3 separate regions of the Homo sapiens genome follow, and all the other regions are linked to region 2. Evidence: chromatin loops called from intact Hi-C (ENCODE). Cell type or tissue: GM12878. All regions are shown on one strand. Each heading gives the region's core, and the rest is flanking DNA. Links, peaks and the distances in the headings are about the cores only.

Evidence for each region. A loop is a pair of places that touch in the nucleus more often than their neighbours do. Peaks named below come from ENCODE experiments on the same cell type or tissue, not always from the same donor. Only the 100,000 strongest peaks of a DNase experiment are listed, where the experiment ranks them.
Region 1: a loop joins it to region 2, with 2.3 times the contacts of the local background. A loop is called at or near these places in 1 of 110 quality-filtered maps.
Region 3: it touches region 2 in a loop (2.0-fold over the local background); 1 of 110 quality-filtered maps calls a loop at or near these places.

The regions. Positions count from the first base shown.
Region 1 is chr7:114,626,454-114,633,776 of GRCh38, reverse strand. FOXP2 (forkhead box P2) reads right to left here. Exons shown (of 17, transcript NM_014491.4): 4 at 5,100-5,237; 5 at 3,772-3,972; 6 at 2,072-2,249. Among named protein-coding and RNA genes, the nearest start is that of MIR3666, 23 kb to the left of the region's middle. In GM12878, for the core only: no CTCF peak of the experiment used is centred there; a DNase peak (open chromatin) is centred at 3,296.
Region 2 is chr7:114,551,588-114,558,910 of GRCh38, reverse strand. The region is part of intron 3 of FOXP2 (forkhead box P2); the gene reads right to left. Among named protein-coding and RNA genes, the nearest start is that of MIR3666, 98 kb to the left of the region's middle. In GM12878, for the core only: no CTCF peak of the experiment used is centred there; DNase peaks (open chromatin) are centred at 3,630 and 3,920; H3K27ac peaks cover 1,112 bases.
Region 3 is chr7:114,829,415-114,836,737 of GRCh38, reverse strand. No RefSeq gene overlaps it. Among named protein-coding and RNA genes, the nearest start is that of MDFIC, 89 kb to the left of the region's middle. In GM12878, for the core only: no CTCF peak of the experiment used is centred there; DNase peaks (open chromatin) are centred at 3,327 and 3,617; H3K4me3 peaks cover 370 bases; H3K27ac peaks cover 2,025 bases.

The DNA of each region.
Region 1 (7,323 bases), core at 864-5,863, 75 kb before region 2:
TCCCCACTCTAGTTTTGGGATTCCAGCATAGTACCGTAACGCTAGGTTCCTTTACTGTAGCTGGTGTATTCAACACACAATGAGCCTCCACAATGATATTTTTCACACTTAATCATCTAAATCGTAAAAAACAAGACAATGATGCCGGTTTGTGTGGCTTACATGGCAACAACACAAACTTTGATCGGTGAACCAACTACATTTGTGGCCCTACAATTATTCAGATGGATTTTTTTAACCTATATTAATGAAAACATAGTTGAGTGATTTCATCTTTTTTCCTTTTTAAAATATAAATTTTCTGCTCAAAGACAGATGTTTTCAGATTTACTTTCCTTTCCCTAAATGTTCGCCATTTTCTCATTTTATCTCTCATATATCTTATCAAGGATAAAAACAGAAGAAAAGAGAGAAACAAGGATTCTATGAAAATAAATTTTAATTTGAATTCAGGTAATTTCTATTTGAAAACTATTAGAATGATTATATCATTATAAATTTCATTGTTCAGAGAGATGTTTTTTGCTTGTTTTGAAAGAATGTGGTTTCACAATATGTTTTAAACAAGTTACACTGTGTTTCTATTAGCACATATTTTAAACTTTCTTAAAATGTTTACTTGAATTAATAAAATAAGATTGTGGTAGATCATGCTTTTCTGTTGAGGAAATTCTCATATAATTATATCCTAAATACAGATTTCATTTGAACTTGACTGAAAACAAAAACAATATTTTTTCTGTTTTAGTATAGTTTCTATTGAAGAAATCCATGTTTACACTGAAATAATTTTATAAACTCTTTTCTTTTTTACTTTTTCATGTCTTTAAATTGTATTTATTTTTCTAAAGAAGAATAATTGTGAATAGAACATTCATTGATATAATGACGCTATGATTTATTCCAATTTTCTTTAGAATATTTATTCCAATATTCTTTAGAATAACTCAGAAAAACAGGCTTATTGCCTTGTTTTTCTTTTGCTATTTAAACTTTATCTTTTTTGATTTCCTAGGAGTGCTTCAATCAGGTGAATTAGAAGATTTGAAGTCAAGTGAGAGAGGAAAACCAGGGGGAAAAAAGCCAAAGAGACATTAATTTGATAAATAAAAAGAGAGAACATTACCACGATACTCCTGATTTTCTTTAGTATGTCCTTTAGAATCAGCAAAATGTGCAGCCAATGCTACTACAATATGAACTCCTCTGTGACAAATATAATTAATTTGAATTAATGTACATTTGGATTAATGTTTGTCCCAACAAAATCCAAATGCAAGTTAGAATATCCCTTTATGAAGTGTAATGATATATAACTTACCTGAATTGAGAATTTTAGCACACAGTCATTTGTTTACCATTATTTGTCTTTTATAATTTAAAACTTTCCATTTCCCAAAAGTGAAGGGTTATGAATATGACACACAATTGTATTATCAGAGTACCTCCAAATTTTTCTTACAGAAAAATAAGAATACAGTTGACAGATTTTTTAAAACTATAGTTTACAATACATGCATAGGCAATGTTATTTGAGAGAAAAAAGAATGGATATGTCCTGTGACATAGGATGGGGTTCTACAAAGCTTAACTTGGAATGTGCTCTATAGAAATTCATGAAGCCTCTCTTTAACATGTGGTGATTTCAGTGTGAAGATTAGGAACTTTTATCTTTCTTTTATCAGTTGTCCACCAAACTCCTATCAGCTCACTTAGTTAAATGGACTGCTGTCAGCCTTCCCGGTAATCCAATTCCCTGCAGATCCTCCTGTATATTCAATAGTGCTTGAATTGTGTTGCCCTTATAAATCATTTTGTGCCCATAAGACTAATAAATACACATTTAATATCTAACAAAAACTTGAAAGTTTTACTTCACACTTGAAAGCAGTATATGGTAAAATTTCTGAGCCTCTAGAAAATAGGTCATGCCACCATGTTAACAATCACGTTTTAATAATAAATTTGAAAGTCATAAAAACAAAATTTCTCAAGGTATAAGGCAGAAAGGCCATGAAATGGTAGAAAGTACAAGATTTGAAATGAAGAGTGCACAACATTTTGTATGTACCTTGAGGCAGCGATTGGACAGGAAGTGCTGCCTGGCCAGGTGGAATGGAGATGAGTCCCTGACGCTGAAGGCTGAGCAGATGCTGCTGCTGCTGGAGTTGTTGCATCTGGAGAAGCTGCTGCTGGAAGACAAGCTGCTGGGCTGCCAATTGCTGTTGCTGCTGCTGCTGCTGCTGCTGCTGGTATCAGAAAACCCAAACCAGTAAACAGCAGAGAACATGGTCTGTACAAACAGCTCTCTTACAGGGAAATGCACACTCCTTTCATTGCCTGAGTGGGTTTTTTGGTCATCCCATAGTCAAAGTTCAGGGGCAGAATGTGAGTAAGTTCTAGATTTTCAGTTGCCTTTCTTTCAATTATTAAATCGTGTTAGAGAACCAAGGAACTTGCATCAAAAAAGTATGGAGCAAGGTCTAGAGATAGTATGTAATAAAGGTTCAGCTTTTTAAAATCTACTTATTGTAGATAATAATACATTTCTCTAGATTAAAAGAACACTACTTTACAGAAATAGTCAACTTCTACGACACACTTTTTTTTTTTTTCCAATTGAATAAGTTTGATCTGCAGAGGTCCATGAATGTGGTCTCTGGTGATCTATTAGTAAACTGGGATGTAGCCTTCATAGGATAGGCCTGTTAGCTCTCTCTCTCTTCTCCTCTCTTGTTGGAATATATTAAAGGCAGAATTACGTTCAAGGCAAAATTAAAAAAAAGTGCCCTTATTATAAGAAAAAGTATAACTTCCAATTTTGTGAGGCATTACAAGACAAACCAGAGGTCTTTGGACTCCAGAGGGTATGAGATGGCAGTCACACTTCAGAGAAAGACAAGCTGCTGTGGAAGACCTTTCCTTTTTAGTTTGGGGAAAAGAGAAACTTCTGATGCGCTCACTGGAAAACAGACTGCATAATGGAGCAAGTCATGTGGATTGCCCAAAGCCTCGGGAGAAATAAGGGAGCAATTTCTATTCTGTAGTTGATGGCTGTCTGAAATTCTATTCACAAATCCAAACAGAAACAAAGCCTCAGGAGGTCAAAACTGTTTCCTGTACGTTTGCATAATGGGCAGCTTGAAGACAACGGCTCTGATACCTGCTGATCAATTTAACTACTTCAACATGTTTTGTTTGTATTATGTTTATATTTGATGCAGTTTGCTGACAAGTGCAAGCTAGGCCTGAGAAGCCCGCTTGTCAGTTTGATTTATGAGCATATCAAACTGTAACTTTCTACTCGCCACTCTCAACCTACAGTAGCAGTTCATTAATCAGGGGCCTGTGACTTTGAAATCTGTGCTCAACCAGTTTCTCCCTTAGTCTCCCTATCCCCAACAATAGGCCAAATTTGCATGCATGTTCTCTGAGCTGCACCACTGAGAAAAATAAGGTTCCCTCACCAACTTAGATTCTCCATGAATACAAGATAATCAGTACTTTGTCCACCACACAGCTTGCTCTTTGTACTGTGATTCATTAGTGAACATTAGACGACAGCAGCATTAGATTGTAACTCTCAAGTCCCATGCTACAAAAAAGGAGAGCCTGAGAGCCTATCACTGTTACTAAGCTCAGTAAAAATATATAATACTGCAACTTTGACAGCAAGAGCCTTGTTATAGGAAGATCTAAGACTATTCTTGCCGCTCAAAGCCCCTTCTTAACTGCAAACTGTTATGTATCAATGAGATAACCGGATCCTACCTCTTTCGCTTGCTTTCCAGGATGCTGTTGCTGCTGCTGCTGCTGTTGCTGCTGCTGCTGCTGTTGTTGCTGCTGTTGTTGTTGTTGTTGCTGCTGCTGTTGTTGCTGCTGTTGTTGCTGCTGCTGCTGTTGCTGCTGCTGCTGCAAAAGCTGAAGATGTAACTGCTCTTGCTGTTTCTTGTAAAACTCTTGTAGTTGTTGCTGAATAAACCATTTTGACTTTAATAAATAAAGGCAAAAGTTTCACGTATTATAAATCTCCTAAACTCTTCTAGACTGGCATATGGCAGAGTATCCATTAAGATTCATCCCATAAAAACAACAAAAAATATACATTGGATTCAAAGAGACAGCTCTACATACATTTTTTTCCAAGGCAGCTCTGAAATTTTCCAATCCAGAATCCAAAAAATCCTAAACAAAAGGGTATAGAAAGTCTGTATTCTAAAGGGTCAGAGCCAAATTAATACTTTAAATTATTACATCTGAAGTCCTACTGACACATAAAAACTAGGCTATACTCTACCAGTTGTAAGAATAAAAATTTAGCTACATAAAATCAGGTTGCTCAATTCTTATTGGAAAAAACTTAATCCATCAGATGTTCAGAACAATGTCAGATTTACAAGTAATTGGTCTGTAGTCATCAGCACAGAAGTTAGCAAAGTAATTATATATAAAAAATTTCAGGTAAAGCACATTATTTTCTCTCTAATAAGTAAGTGTATAATATAAAGTCTATATACACTCAGGGTTCCGATATGGTATTTATTAGGAACACTATGTTTGTTATTTTAAAAAGATAAATTTCATAAATTTGTGGCTCAGCTGCCTAATTTCATTATAATAAATAGATTCTTCTCTTTCTAAACGATGAGTATACTATGAAAAGGAAAATCTGGGATGTTACTTTCTCCATTTTAACAAAGTGGTCTATTCAAATTTCATACTTTTGTGAACTAAAAGGAATGCTAAGGTGTTAGGAGTTTTAAAAGCAACTATTATCTGGTAAGTATTTTTGCATTTTTTTGGCAAGTCAACAAATTGAATGTACCTAAGCATTTGAATATTTAAATATTGGCTCATTCCATTTTCAAATTACACCTCTCTCTGCTCTTATTCTAGACTTTAATAATTTTTTTAAAAAAATAAGCAATCTAGATTTTCTTACGAGTTCTATAATTAAAATGTTACATTTATGTTCTAGCACGCTAATAGGTTGTCCTTTCAAATGGAGACTGAATTGTCAAATATGCCCACTGCACTTTCAAAATAAGTGCACACCTTCTAAGTCATGCTAGAACACCAAAGCAGGTAACCCACATTACCTGCTGCAGCATGACAGCCTGCTGTTGTTGGAGAAGGGCTTGTAGCTGCTGAGGAGACAGGACTTGTTGCTGAAGGATCTGCTGCATTTGCTGAGGGGTGATCACCTGGGGAGTCATCATGGCCACTGACACAGGCACCTTGCACAGAAAGAGAAAGAGAAAGAAAATTCGTGGTCATAACCAAATATCTGTTAATCAACTTCACAAATAGTATGTTATCTTTTATAAATTCTTTAGCATTGATGATCAATAATTTTTACGTCACATTTTACTATAACTTCTTTACAATAGTACTAAAGTATCACAAAACATAGACACTAGCTTTCCAGAGGCATCAGATTTCATCAAACTCTTTATGTTCCATAGCTCTTATTTAACATGCTTAGATATTTGAATTTCGGCTATAATATCTATAGTTAAAAATAAACAACCACATGGTGGTGTTCTCAATATTTCATAATTGATCATCTCATCAATGTCACTGTGCTATAAATACAAAGGTTTTTGAAATGTCTTAAGTGTAATTAAAATAAATATTAAAGATTAAAAAATTGGAAATATGCATATAAATGTTATCTAAACTAGTAAAAAGCATGTATACAGTATACTTACTTAAAAATATAATCATCATCTTCAAAATTTTATATACACATGATAAAGTACTAGAAAATAAATATAGTAATAAAATTTAGCATATGACAACATGTGATAATTCATATAGGAGATATATATATATATGTGTGTGTGTGTCTGTGTGTATATCCAGAAAAATAATGACATACATAGGTCTTCTGAAAGAAGAACTCATATAACTAGTATTCTAGCTTCTTCTTTAAACCTTTTCTTATTTCAAGCAACTGAGCTTATAATAGGAAGTACAAAAATTTAGCAATTACTCAAAGGTTATTCATTAAACTGAAAATAATAAAAGTAATTTACTTAAAACTTTTTTCCCACTACTTCCTTTTTCTTCAGGGTTCTGAGGATGAGAGGCAAAAAGAAGATAGGGAAGGAGAAAAAGATATAAAGGAGAAAGAAGGAAGGAAGTAAGGAAAACGTAGAAAAAGGACAAGCTAGTGGGAAAGCCCTAGAGAAAGACAGAACGGATGTGAAGAAATAGGAAGAGGATGGTAAGAGTGGTGATCAGAAAAACTGGTATAGAAACCTAAAGTATATGCTCAGATAGAAGGCAAGTAACACTGTTTGAGGCATTACTTGTACTAACCAGTATGCAATCAAACAACTTGTCAACTTTCCAAGTTTGCAACCTTTGAAATAGTAATCACTTTCCTAGAAAAAACAATTCACTTTTACTGTAAATAAAAGCAAGTATTTATATAAATACTGTTTTAGAACAAATTTATTGGGCAACATGTCTTTCAAAACCAAAAAAGATTAAAAGATACGGTTCACAACTTATTTTAATTGTTATTTTTAATGCAGTTCAAACTTTTCCAGTGTGGCACTTTATGTTATGGAGAAAGGAGAAATTAATAATGAAAAGAGGTTAGAAGAAGCAGAAGAAAAAAAAAAAAGAAATCCAGGGTGGATTAATTCTTCCTCCAAAAAGAAATAAAGAACTAAATAAATCAAAACCTTTCATATTTAATACTGAAAAATAGCAATGTCTTTTCTTTTCTCCATGTTAACATATTCAGATTAATTAGATCAAATTGAGTAACTTGAAACATTATGACAGAAATTCAGTGATTTTAAAAAATATTTCTGTATTTTTAAGGAATATACTGGCATACCTATAAATTACTGAATTTGAATTTATTATAATAAAAAGCATTCTGAAATGTATATTGTAAAATTAATTCACCAATGGGTTTTTCAAGTGTTTAGTTGTTTTATAAAATTGACTGTCAATTTACTTAACTCCTTGTTCTCTGATAAACAAATAGAATGGTTAGAACAAGTAGTGAGAAAAAAAATGTATCAATCTACAAAAATGTCTTTTCTTCGAACAATCATTTACCTCATACTATTTCCAAATAGGAATCAAACTGAAATGGACAGAGAAAGATAGACATATTAAACTAAAAAGGCTGTCAATCTAGATAGATAGATAGATGATATAGAGTTTATAGACATGTACATGGATATATATAGAGAGAGAGACAGAGAGAGAGAGAGAGAGAGATATGCCTTCTATAAAGTTAATCATAGATAAGAAGCTTGTCGCACTTTTCTTACATAACCGCTCCTTATTTTTTCAGTA
Region 2 (7,323 bases), core at 1,278-6,277:
ACACTACAGAACACCAACCACTAGGTTAAGAATCAGCTGCAAAGTCAAGTAGGAGCCACTAACCTCAAGAATGCACAGACGAATCAGGAAGGCAAACTATTAGTGATGAGTTTCATATTAAGTATTATACTATGACAGACGTATGCACTGGTGAAAAGGAAGCATAGAGAAAGGGTTCTTACAGGGCAGATGAGATAATAAAGGACTCTAGGTAAGAATAAATGGACATTAGTATACAAATGGAGACGGGGTGGGGTAAAGATGAAGAACATTTAAGACTAAAGAAGTAGACATCATAAAGGCTTGAAGGTGTCTGACCCCCTGATGTATTCTGAGAAGCAGAGACAGTCCCATAAAGTCAAACAAATTAATTTTAGGGAAGAAGGGTGGTAGGGTAGGGTTGGGGACAGAAAGAGAAGCAAAAACCAGCTCTTCAAGAGCCCCATATAAAGCAAAGTGGCTTTTGTGAACTTCAGATTTCTCATTTTTGTGTACACCACCTGTCTTTTCTCTTGGAGGATAAATGAAAGTTCAAATACATAAAAAGATTTCTGACATATCTGGAGTCCTATTAGTGTTATCCTCAAGAAGTAACTATGAAGAATGCAGAATGAGACAAGATACTGTTTTAAATAAAGATTTAATGGTAATTTCTTGATGGCAAGCAATAACTTTTTGTTTCTATAAACTCTACCTCCTCTTTCTTCCAGTTGATACCCCATGACTTCATACGTGTTTTATTACTTAATATTCTTTCTTAGATTCCTCAAATACACTAGTAATCTCTAGTATATTAAAAGTCAGGGCTGGGTGCAGTGCCTCACGCCTGTAATCCCAGCACTTTGGGAGGCCAAGGTGGGTGGATCACGAGGTCAGGAGTTCAAGACCAGCCTGGCCAAGATGGTGAAACCCCATCTCTACTAAAAATACAAAAATTAGCCAGGTGTGGTGGTGGGCACCTGTAATCCCAGCTACTTGGGAGGCTGACACAGAGAACTGCTTGAACCCGGGAGGCAGAGGTTACAGTGAGCTGAGATCGGGCCACTGCACACCAGCCTGGGCGACAGAGCAGGACTCCATCTCTAAATAAATAAATAAATAAATAAATAAATAAATAAATAAAGTCAGTTCAGTGTCAAAATTCTTGTTGCAAAATTCTGCTTTTGAGAACAGAAGAGTACTACAATATAACTTATCTGAATTGCATTGCCATTAGAGATACAAAAATAAATTTTGTAGTACCAAGCATAAAGTAAGAAAATAATTTGACATGGTAGTACATTTTCATTTGTAGGAAAGTTTTGTGATAAACTGAATAAGAAAATTTTGAAAACAATCTTAACTCAATTTTATAATGCAGCACTAATTAGGAAGTGAAATCGACATTTTAAAATTTGGGAGTCAGAAAAAAATACTTCTTATTATATTTAACATGAATATTGCCCCTTTCTTTCCTATTTAGAGCATTCAGAGCATAATTTCACAGATGATATATATTTGTCTTAATGCGATTTTCAGACTACATCTAATGGAAAATGCCTGGTTAGGATTAAGAGACATAGTACAGATGTAAAACTACATTTGCATGCAATTATTTCTAAAACAAATGCCAGGGTACAGAATCTACTGAAATGGCTTTCAGGATGGCTGGCACAACATATTAAACCAGCTTCCAATCTCTGAGTAAGTCTATATTCTGAATATTTCAAATCAAGACACTGAGCACAGAACAACCTTAGATTTTCCACCTTGACTCATTGTCCAACAATGTATGAAAACAGGGTTTGAGCCCAAGAATTTAATGTAGAGATTTATTAATTTTCAAGCAAAAGTCTTTCTTGCTTAATGTAAAAACTGTATTTTACATATTAATTTCAAGAAATGAAAAATAAAATTACTAAAAAAAGGAAAATAATATAGTAGGCAGAATAAAACAGCATAGTAACAGAGTAGATGTATTATATAGCATTTAGCTTGTTTTACAGTTTTTTCAAAAAACAATACAAAAGATCTTTAAAGTTACTAATTTTTTCTTAATAGAAATCTCACTGTATCTGATATTCTTATAGAGATATACTTTTAAGCAATAAACTAGAAAAAACTATTCAAAATAATTCTGAAGTGCATTTGTTGTGAACTTAATCAGAAAGCTTATCAGCATCAATAAATGCTGTGCTTATATAGGGTATTATGCTTTCATAGAAGAACTGACCATGGATGTCCTCAGAGTTTGTGGATGAGGCAAACCCTTTAATTACTTTTTGGTGGTCTTTTCCATTGGAATGTATTTTTGGATTAGAACTTGATTCAATGAATGAAGCATGAAGATTCACTGCAATATCTATTATATGTAAAGAAAAACACTATCATATTATAATTTTTTTCCAAATTCACAAAGTACCAGCATCTCTTTTACTGTATGCTTTACTCCTTAGGGGGGAGCAATTCAGATTATGATCACCCCTAGGAATGTATGCAGGGACTGGAGGATGTGGTAGTTCCTTTTCTGATCCCTGCAGGGGAAGCAGCAGCAGCCCTTGGATCAGCTTCTGCTTATCTGGTGTTGGTCTCAGTGGCAGCTCCTTTTCTTGCCAATAAGGATAAATGAGGAATAGAGACTGCATGTAGCATATACAGAAGCTTATCTTGTTGGCATCTCTGATTATGATTTGGTCCCTATAAGCCTCTTACCCCTCCTCATTTTGATGTGATGTAGGGGGAAGAAACCTGGAGGAAGAGGACTAGTGATTTAAAAACTAAAACTCCAGCAAAAAACTTCTTACCATTTGACATGAAAATTCTCATGATGCCAAGAAAACTCCAGTAGTAGTAGTCCATCACTGCCATTTGCTTTTTCTTTCATATTAAAAGTTATCTCATATATTGCTGAGTAAACATCTAATTTCATTACCAAGTCCACTGCCATGTCAGCAGTGGTTCCTGACAGGTAGAGATGAGGGAGGTATAGAAGACAAGGGAATAAAGAGATTCAGAGTCATTCCTGTAGAATCTTCTATTCGTAGTGATGATGGAGATCCCCTCCATGGTGGAGCCATGTAACTTTCATCCCTTCCTTTTCTCTATCTTTTTGTTTGTTTTTTTGTTTGTTTGTTTTTGAGACAGTCTTGCTCTGTTGCCCAGGCTGGAGTGCAGTGGTGTATTCTTGGCTCACTGTAACCTCCACCTCCTGGGTTCAAGTGACTCTCCTGCCTCAGCCTCCCGTGTAGCTGGGATGACAGGCATGTAACACCACACCTGGCTAATTTTTGTATTTTTAGTAGAGACGGGGTTTCACCATGTTGGTCAGGCTGGTCTCGAACTCCTGACCTCAGGTGATCTGCCCGCCTCAGTCTCCCAAAGTGCTGAGATTACAGGCATGAGCCACTGTGCCCAGCCCCTTTGCTCTATCTTAACCACAAAACAATATACCTGGGTTTCATAAAATGAAGACATTCAAGAAAAGATAATATTCACATGTAATACCTTGTCATCCCCTTGTCATTACTTTGATCTCATTTTCTAAAAATGAAAATGAAAAACCTGAACAGCAACTAAGAGGCACTATATTATCTGTAACAAAGGAGTAAAAGGCACATGGTTTCGAATCAGACTGACTTGAATTCACTTCCAGCTCAAACTACCAGCTACTTGACTGTAGATAATGTAATTTAACCTTTCTAAGCCTCAGGTGCCTATTCTGTGAAATGAAAGAGCATAAATAAATACATTACCAGGTACACAAAGTAAGCACTAAATATATGCTACCAAAGCAAATTAAAATTATAAATGCTTCAGGATCTCTGTTTTATTAGAGAAAAAAGTATTAAAAAAGTAATGGGAACATCTGACTTGTGAAACCTCTCTGGTTGATTCCTTGGTCTTCTTTTTCGCTGGCCCTAGTCACGCATGTAGATATGATGACTCATACTACTTGTCATTAAAGAGCCTAGAAGACTAGCCAGGGACTAAGAGGAAGCCCTTTTTTAGATACACGTGTCTGAATCCTGACATTAGGCAATCACAAAATCATCATACAGATACGTGGATGAACTAGTAGTAAAACGCAAAACACCAAAATTAGAATTTAAGCATTTTTAACATTAAAATACTATTGAAAGTAACTAGATGCTATGAAAAAAAATTAGTATTAAAATAAATGTAATGCAATTTCTGGAAAGAACTTAATTTATTGACAGTTTAGATCTATAAAGATGAAAAGCTAATATGAGTTCTAAATTAGAAAATATGTTAGGAGATCAAAAGCTATCATTGTAATCACTACCTACCACAATAAAAGAAAATAGTAGTCCAGAATCAACTTAAATTTTCAAAAAATCATAATGATTATACACATACTAAAAATAATACAGAATTGTCATTTTTACATATAAATAAGTTTACTGGGAAAGAAAATGTCAAATTTTAGAACTGTGTTACTATTAGAAATTACTCATTTCTAAGGCAGAACCAAGTTTCATTAGCCAATAGCTGCTCTGAAGAATAAAGCTAATTTACATTTAAAATAGAAGTACAGTCTACTCTTTAAAAGCACAATGGTAAACACACCAATTTGACAATTACATTAATATGAGTATTTGCATAATCTGTTTTCTACACCTGTTCTTAATTTGAAGCAGCTGCAAGACAAATCATATCACACTAATCTGAAAGGGCATTTGGATGTTCCAAACAGTAATCCATACATCTAATGTTTTGAAGATATTTTATTTTTTAAATGTTTCCTGACCCTAAAAATGGTAAAAATTTTTAGAAGCCATATTTAAAATTTGGTTAATATTAAAGAGGAATAAGCATAATACCAAATAATGCTATCCCTTACATTTTTGGTATCCTCTGTTATTGACATAATAATAGAGATTTTTATTTCTAGAGGTTTTTAAGTAATATGTATTTTGTTTATATGAAAAAGATTTAAAAGCACAATAAAAATATACCTAGAAAACATCAATAAGGAATGCAATCAGATGATCAATAGCAAATCCATTAATGAAGAACAGAGCAAAATTCTATAGATTATCTGAAAGTGTGTTTGCAGCATAGATCATTGTGGTATCTTTTTGATATTTCCTTTTTCAAAACTGGATTCCATTTATGTTTAGCAAATATTTCAAAATTTAATAAACAGAACTTTACTTTCATCTTTTAAAGGATCCAGCTTGTTTTTATGTGTATTCAAACACATACTCAGAGCTATCAAAAGGAAGTCAGTTTATTATTGTTACATATTCTTCTAGTTCATATACTTAAATTATTCAGCTAGATTCTAGCTGGTGGAATATAAGATGTAATCTGTCAACAAAACTGTCTCTCTTTAATCTTCTATTGTGAAAAGAAAATGAAGTTATAGATTTCTAAAGATGTTATTTATTTCTTGAAAAATTAATGAGAGCATGTACATTAATGAACTGGAGCAACAAAGGAAGTCAATGTGTTTAAGTGATGTTGAAGTCTGAAGAGGTAAACATTAAATGGCTGAATTCTTAGTTCAGTATTTCATTCAGAATTTTATTTTTACAAGAGCTCAGATAGTATGTGAAAAATAAAATACTAAACAAAATAATTGAAGTTTACATTTCTAAGACATTTTCATGTATATTATGCAGCAATCCTCATCACGTAAGAGAAAACTGAGGCTCAGGAGAGTTAAAGAACTTGCCAAGTGCTCGCATTTTGTAACAGGTTAAGACTTGGGTATCCTAACTCCAGCTCTATATTCGTTTCCATAACTCACTGATGTTTGTTTGAATGAAGAGCAGCTATTACAATAAATAAATAGGATCAAGGGTTTTTCCTAAAATACTTTGTCAGTTTTTTTTTAATTTCACAGTATCTAAAATGCTTCCACACATGGCTTCAAACATACTAGGGAAATACTGTTTCAAAAGTGACTGGGAGAGAGAACTATTTTCTATTTAGATAAATGTATTGCAATCTCTTACCAAGAACAGACTGGTTACTCTAGGAGTATAAAAACAATTTTTATTACTATATAATTTAGGCGATAAAGCTAAGTTATAGTGATTGTGAGAAAAGCAATTTTCACAGTCCTGACCTCTATATAATTATATTTCTAAATATTCCTTATTTTATTTTTCTTCATTAAAAACCTTACATATATAATTGAACACACAGAAAAGTACTCTAAACAGATAAGCTGGCATGTCATAGGGGTATGTGGAACATAATGGAATAACGTATGTAATGAATATGGACATTGTATTATATCCAACAACAAATTTCACTTTTTCTTCGAGTATCAGAATATTTTAACCTGAATAAATGAGTAATAAACTTCCAACTTTTAAAATAATCTTGCTTCTTCTTGTTTTTGCTGATAAGGGGAAAACTAACTCATTATCAAAGTTAAAACTTTTGGCATATAACACATAAAAAAGGATAATTTTTTGTAAATATATGTTACTGAGAAGGTATACTCTTTTACTATAATAAAGCATTGAGATAACAAAATTTTAGAGCTTGAGTCACGTCTTCCCAGTTGACAGAAAAAGGCAATGAGGCGATAGAACCGAATTGCCCTCCTGAAGGTCATACAGTCAGTAAATGGTGGAGTCAAACCTTGAACCCAGTGCCTCTCCCAAATAGCACAGAGGCTTATCTCTTACCTTTATTATAAAGCATGAAGGGAATACCAGCAGGTCATTTAAAAGATGTTCTTGCTTTTCCATGGTCCTAAAGTAAGCTATACCCTAAACATCAATCTCACATTTAAAAATAGCTACAAAATATGAAACTACATACATTTCTAGCCTGGCTTGATGATCCCTCATGAATGTACGCACAAATTCTGATAACATCAATGTAAAATATGTGTTAACAGTATCAGTGGGAGGTTGAAGTTCAAGTGAATTTCAATTCTTCATAGTTTTCTGTATTGCCTGGATTATTTTTGAAAGCACATATTGTTTTGTTAATCACTAGAAATAAGGCTATTTTCAAATAGAACAAAGAACAGTAGTTATAAATATTTGTCATAAAACGTACTCTTAGATACCTTTGCTAGTATGAGGGTCCACCTTACAAGTATTCTGATTTTTCTCATGTTAAAACAGCACCTATTACTCTAGTGTTAGTCTCAGTAATGAAGAAAAATAAATACCTGCCACTCTTAGCATGATAATCTTTTTAATGTAAAAAAATTATTAAAATACTTTTCTACATTTTTCTCTCTCTTTTTTTAAAAAATATCTGGTAACCCTTTTGTGATACTCTCCCATTTTCCTTTTAATCACCTCTAATCATATTACTTACCTCAGACTTGTTTTCATACTTAAATATCCCTTT
Region 3 (7,323 bases), core at 1,045-6,044, 280 kb before region 2:
TTAACCTCTCTGTGCCTCAGTTTCCTTATCTTTAAAATGGAGATAAACACGAAAGAATTAAACGAGATAATGCATCTAAAGTATTTAGCCTTGTGCCTGGCTTTTGGCAGCTATCATCATCACCATCTTTACTGCATGTGGGGAAGACAAGGCAAGAGAGGCCTCAGTGTGAAAAGAGGATCCAAGAGTTACACTGCAGACTTGAAGTAACATTTCTTCAAAGAAAATATATACAAATGGCCAACAAGTACATGAAAACATGTACATTATTAGCCATTAGGGAAATGTGAACCAAAGCACAATGAGATACTCTTTCAAACCCACTAGAAAAGCTGGAATCAGGAGGGAGAGAGGGAGGGAGAGAGAAAGGAAGGAAAGAGAGAGGGAGGGAGAAAGAGAAAATAAAAAAGAAGGGAAGACAAATGTTATGTTAGCAAAAATGTGGAGAAATTGGAACCCCTCATACACTGCTTGTATGAATGTAAAATGGAGCAGTGGCTATAGAAAACAGTTTAGTGATTCCTTAAGAAGTTAATTACAGAATTTCCATTTGACCCAGCAATTCCACTGTTAAGTATATATCCAAAAGAATTAAAAACAGGTATTCAAACAAATATTTGCACACAAATGTTCACAGCAGCACTATTCACAATAGCCAAAAGTTGGAAACAACCCAAATTTCCATCAACAGATGAATGGGTATGGTTAAACAAATTGTAGCTTAACCACACAATGAAAGAGTATTCAGCCATTAGAAGGAATGAAGTTCTGAAATATACTACGATGTGTATGAAACTTGAAAACATGCTAAGTGAAGAAGCCAGACACAGAAGTTCACATATTATATGATTCCATTCATATGAAATATTCAGAATAGGCAAACCCATTAGAATTGCCAGGGACTGGGAGGACAGGGAACAACTGCTTAATAAGCAGAGAGTCTCCTGTGGAGTTGATGAAAATGTTTTAGAACTAGATAGAGGTTAAGTTTGCACAACATTGTGAATATACTAAACACTATACAGATTTGAAACCTTGCATTTCACATGTTGTATGTTTTATGGCAACAATTCTTCAATAATGATAACAAAGATGGTCACTTACCCTCAGTGTTTCCTTCTTGTCTCCAGGTTTTATTAATGCCTTGAGAAGCACTGGCTATCAATAATATCTAAGAAAGTTTAACAGTCAAAGCATAGCTGCTGTTCACAGCTGTAAAGCCGCACTGTAGGGAGGTTGCTTTCTCTGAAAGATGATGTATTTCTGAAACCATAGTTACAGGCAACCCTCCAGATTGCAAAAAGATTACCTGCAGCAACACCATTTTGAGGACTTTAAAGGGGTCATCCTACTTTTTAAGGAGTAGATGGAATCCTCTGCTTCATAACAAGCTCTTACATCACAAGAAGAGCTGAGGAAAAGAGAAGGAAGAGAGACTGATGGGGACACAGCATTCTTGTCCAGGGGGCAGGGCTTGGGGTTTTAGGAAAGTTAGACTGGGAAAGGGGACTTGCATAATCATTGAACAGTGCAAATTGCCCAAACGTGGCCAAACTACTTACCTGGTTGCAGTCTGTGGTGAGAGTTGGAGTCTCTATGAGATTCTTGCATGTAGATTCCTGCTTCAACATTTTCTCTCTGGGTAACTTGAGGCAGATTGCCTAATCTATGCAAGGTTCCGTTTTCCTCACCTGTAAAATGAGGATAATAAAATCTACTTCCAAGAGCTTTTTTGTGAGGGTAAAAAGATACAAGGTAGTTTTCCCACAAACTTGTCTGAGAATGACAATCACCTAGCATGCTTTCTAAATAATAAGTTTTTGGGCCCCATACCAGACATGGATCTGGATCATAGGGTACAGGGAGAGGGCTGGGAATCATATTTTGAATGCCTTCCTGGAATGATACTTAGCGATCTAGCTAGAATGGGAAATAATAAAGCTCTTGGTACATAAGTAGTCAAAAGTGTTATTTATTATGAATATTTTAGATTATTATTTTGGTGGTTATGGTAAACATTTAAACGAGGTGTCCAAGAAATCAAAATAATTAATAAAAAAAACTAAAAACCCATTTGAGTGTTCTTTTCCTCATATTATACAAATAACTGACTTGACCAATTTTTCTCCATTCAACATACTAAAATTGAGAAGGAAAAAATAATAACAATTTAAGCTTCTGAAAAAGATTATAACACTGTCAGCAATTAGGACAGCCATTTGAGGACAGTTTCTTTTTGGCAATAGGAGAGGAGGTAGAAATTCTAACAGATAAAAAATCTCCGCCAGTTCCCTATTGAGATTTCTCATGAGTCAATGACAATTTTAGTATTTTCAAAGAATAACAACTCTTTGATCTGAGGGTATGCTCTTTATTTTATCAGTTTGAAAGAGAGTCTGATGTCCCAACTAGATCCAGTTAATCCCCCCACTACATTGACTTTTAAAATTTGATTGTGGGCCACAGTAAGGAATATATTTTACATTGTATTTCAGCTATATATGTATCTGGAATAATACCATTATGTATCCTTATAATGTGCTATGCATTTGGATATTCTCTATTTTTTTCTTTTCTTTTTTTTATTTTTAGAAATTCTGGTTGCAATCCACTAATTTCTTTCACAACTACTAATTTGTCCCAAACCACTAATGGGTTGCAGCCTAAAATTTGAGAAGCACTGACCTAACATATGCATCTGAAGTTATTATTTTCACCTTCTCACAAATTGTGAATCATAAAATGACTGGTTTGGATTAAAAATAAGCCAGAGAGCCCAGGCAATGTGGCTCACACCTATAATCCTAACATTTTGGGAGGTTGAGGCAGGAGGATGGCTTGAGCCCAAGAGTTCAAGACCAGCCTGAGCAACATAGTGAAACCTCATCTATACTAAAAATAAAAATTAGCTGGGTATGGTGGTGCATGCCTGTGGCCCCAGCTACTCAGGATACTGAGGCAGAAGGATTACTTGAGCCAGGAAAGTCAAAGCTGCAATGAGCTGTGCTCCTGCCACTGCAGTCCAGAGTGACATCCTGTCAAAAGAAAAAGAAAGAGAGAAAGAAAGAAAGAAGGAAAGAAAGAAAGAAAGAAAGAAAGAAAGAAAGAAAGAAAGAAAGAAAGAAAGAAAAGTTTCATAATCCCAGTTTGCAAATCACCAAAGAAAAGAGATGAATCAGTAAGTTGGACTATAACAGAACTTAGTGTTCTCATCTGGGTATTTCTGACTTACATAGGCAAAACCTGAAACTCCATGTAGGAAGCTATGTTATGACTAACTTACAACTTTGGAGTTTACTGTTAATTACAAATAAAACAACTGCAAAAACTCGTCTGTGTATGTAGGCCTTCTTGAAAGTGAATTTGAATATCTGAAACAGCTTATGAAATTATGATCTGAGCAACGTGTCCTTTGAGGGGAAACGGCAAATGTGTGGAAAGGCTGTGCCTTTATTATTACATTGATAAAGAGTTGGCTCCTTTGTTTTATTATTTTCTCTCATGCACTTTTTTCCTTTCCTTTCATAAACTCTTTGTCCTAGGATTTGGCACTATAAATTTCCAACATTATGTGATAAGTAGTTATGCTATCATTTGCCCTACGTGCTTTCTGCATTGAAACAGGTTTACCACATGTGCTTCTTCAGGTCTTACACTGGGTTTAGATATAAGTCAGATTCTTAATCTGGAAATGAAAGAGGGGAAAACCTACAAGCATTAAAGAAGAGTCATGAACATGGGCTAATAACTACATCTGAAAAAGTAGAAATAATCTCTTTTCTTTATTCAAATGTGAAATATATGGCACATAAGATAATAAACTCTCTTTATTCACACCTATGTTTACCAAAACTTGACATTTAGCCATATTTGCTTCAGATATTTTTAAAAAACATTACAGCTGCACGTGAATCCTTCTATGTGCCTCAATTCAATCCTATTTCCCTTTGTTTTTGCAATTATGTGAACATTGTAATTTTATTCAAGGATGAATCCATGAAGTCTACAATATTGCATGTTTTAAAGCTTTATTAATGGTACCTTACTACATGCATCATTCTACAATATATTTTCATGTTTGCTGAACATTTTTCAATATTTTATCAACAACTTCATATATGTAGCTCTAACTTACAAATTTAACCATTATATATTATTTCACATATGAATCGCCACAATATATTGTAAACCGAAAATAAAATTCTAAGCCCTCCCCTCTCCTTCAACCATCTGAATGGACCCCTCCTCTCTTCCAAGGGCATTCCAGAGTTAACCTGATAAAATAATTCAGGCTATGATGGAAGAGGGATCAGACGAGCCTCATTATAACCTCCAGCATTAATATCAACACAGACCTTAAATTTGATAAGGAACATGTACAATGTATTTTCTCTAAAGCCTTCTACTTGTAGGCTTCATCTGCATGATAAAACCTTGGTCTCCACAACTCTTTATTATAACCCAGACATTCCTATCTTGATGATAACTCTTTCAACAAATTACCAATCAAAACCATTTTAAATCTACCTATGACCTGGAAGCCCCTCCCAATTCTAGTTGTCCCACCCTTCCAGGTTGAACCAATGTACATTGTACATGTATTGATTAATATATTATATCTCCCTAAAATGTACAAAAGCAAGCTGTACCCTAACCACCTTGGGCAGATGTCATCAGGACCTCCTGAGGCTAGGTCTCGGGTGCATCCTTAACTTTGGCGAAATAAACTTTCTAAATCGATTAAGACCTGTCTCAGATACTTTGGGGTTCACATATTAATGCTGTTAAACATACTTAGGTTATTGCCACATTTTCACTATTAAAATAAATGTAATGACAACAATCTAGCACAAGATACAGAAATGTAGGATCAGAGGATATGTGTGTCTTCACATTTACTAGCTATTGCCAAATTACTCTCCAAAATGGTTTGAGAATTTTTATTTCTCCTTATCTTTGTTGATGAAAAGAGTTGAACTATGTAAAATATTTGAAGGGATTTATTCTGAGTCAAATGTGAGGACTATGACCTGTAACACAGCACCCAGGATATCCTGGGAACATGTGCCCAAGGTGATCAGGCTACAGGCAGGTTTTATACATTTAAGAGAGTCATAAGACATCAAATAAAATATGTGGGGCATGCATTGGTTCAGAAAGGTGGAACAACTCAAAAGGATAGGGAGTTTATAGGTCATAGGTTCATACATGGATTCAAAGATTTTCTAATTGGCAGTTATTTGAAAGTTATTATCTAAAGGCCTGGAATCAATAGAAATGAGTGTCTGGGTCAAGATAAGGGATTGTGCAGACCAGGGTTCTTATTATGTACATGAAGCCTTATCAGTGGCAGCCATTAGAGACAACAGATGGCAAATATTTCCTATTCTTCCTCTAAAAGGGGCTAGACTCCCAGTTAATCTCTTCAGAATTGGGAGGGCCTAGAAGCGGGAGAGATCTAGTTATGTTAGCAGAGATTCTTTACAGAACCAATTTTTCCCAACAAGAACAGTTTTGCAGGACATTTTAAAAGAAGACAAAAAACGTATTTGGGGGTGAAATATTTTGATTACCTTCTTTATCTGTCACGTGATATTACATCAGAGTCAGGTTGGAAAGTAAGCCATGTTATATAGGGTTAAATAAAACTTATCTGATGAAATTTTATGGTTTGTACAAAGTGACTCCCCAGCCCCTTCGACAGGAATTTGGACCAGAAGAAAAAGGTCAGAGTTCAGTCCTCATCTTGAACAACATTCAATATTGTCAGATTTTCTATTGTTTTCTACCTGTTGGGTATGAAATTATATTTCACAGTTGTTTTAAATTTGTGTTTCTGTAATAACCTTTAGAATGGTTAACTTCTGTTTGTTTTTCATTCAGTTGTCTTTTGTTTTATATTATGTAAATATTTTAAATATTGTGGATATTCATTTTTTCAGATACACACAACACAAACACACACACACACACACACACACACACACACATCTCCCAGTTTTATCTTCAAATATCTTTTTTCCAGTTTTGAATTTTAACTTTGCTTTTCATGTCTTTTGTTATATAGAAATTTTACTTATCAATGAATAGATTTTATCAATAATTTTCTATATGGTTTATGATTTTGTGTCCCTGTTACAAGAAATGTGTTTCTTACTCCAATTTCAATAATATAGTTTATTTTCTCTTGAGAATTTCACAGTAAATTTTTCAATAGAGGAAACTTACTTTGTGGTACAAGGTAGGAAATCTCTTTTTTTCCAACGTGAATCTGATCATATTTTATTGAATAACTCATTTACCAACAATTATATATAATGTCACTTCCTTCATACGTGATATATATTCTAGGTCTATTTCTGATCTGTCTATAGACACTGGTCTGTTTTAATATCGATGAGCCAATACTACCCTCTTTTAATTATTGTAGAGGTATAATATCATGATACCTCAAAAGGTAATTGCCCTTTTTGTTTTCTTCAAAATTACTTTGTACTTTTTTTCTTCCATGTGAATTTTAGGATCAGATTTTCAAGTTCCATTAAAAATGCTAATTGGATTTTATTACAAATGACAGATTAATTTGAGGAATATGGCAATACAGTGATATTCTTGTGAGCATGATTTTTATAATTTTATATTTTATTTTGATGTTTTTGATGATGTTTTCTCAACTACTCAAGTTAGTTACATTATAAATTATTGGGGAGTTTTTTTAAGCTCCCCAACATATGTGAATCTTTTTAAATTTTTAATATCTTTCACTCTGATTTTCTAATTTAAGAACATAAGTCTGTCTATTATCAATCCTTTGAAATATGTTGACATCTTCTTTATGAAAAACGTATTTATTTGTTTAGTACAGATTTCTAATTATATATATTAGTTAAAGTTTGTAATTTTGTTAGCTATATCTTCTACGTTCTGCATATAGAAAGGGAGTAGAGAGTTCCTGTGTACTTACTGCCCCCACACATGCAGCCTCCCCCATTATTAACTTTCCACAGAAAAGTGGTACATTTGTTACAGTCTATTAACCTACATTGACCCATCATTATCACCTAAAATTCACAGTTTACATTAGGATTTACTCTTAGTGTTATACATTCTATGGTTTTGACATATGCTTATTTTACATTTGACATAAGCTTTTATGATTATGTGTATGTTAATTTTAACTTTGTGATTTTAATAGTTTTTATTTACAACTTTTGTAACACTATGTAGTTAAAAGCATAGAGGTTTATGAGTATTATATTTTTGATGGATGGATTCTTTATTATGATGTAGTGTCCCTACAAATGCTTTTTGTCTTAAATTCCA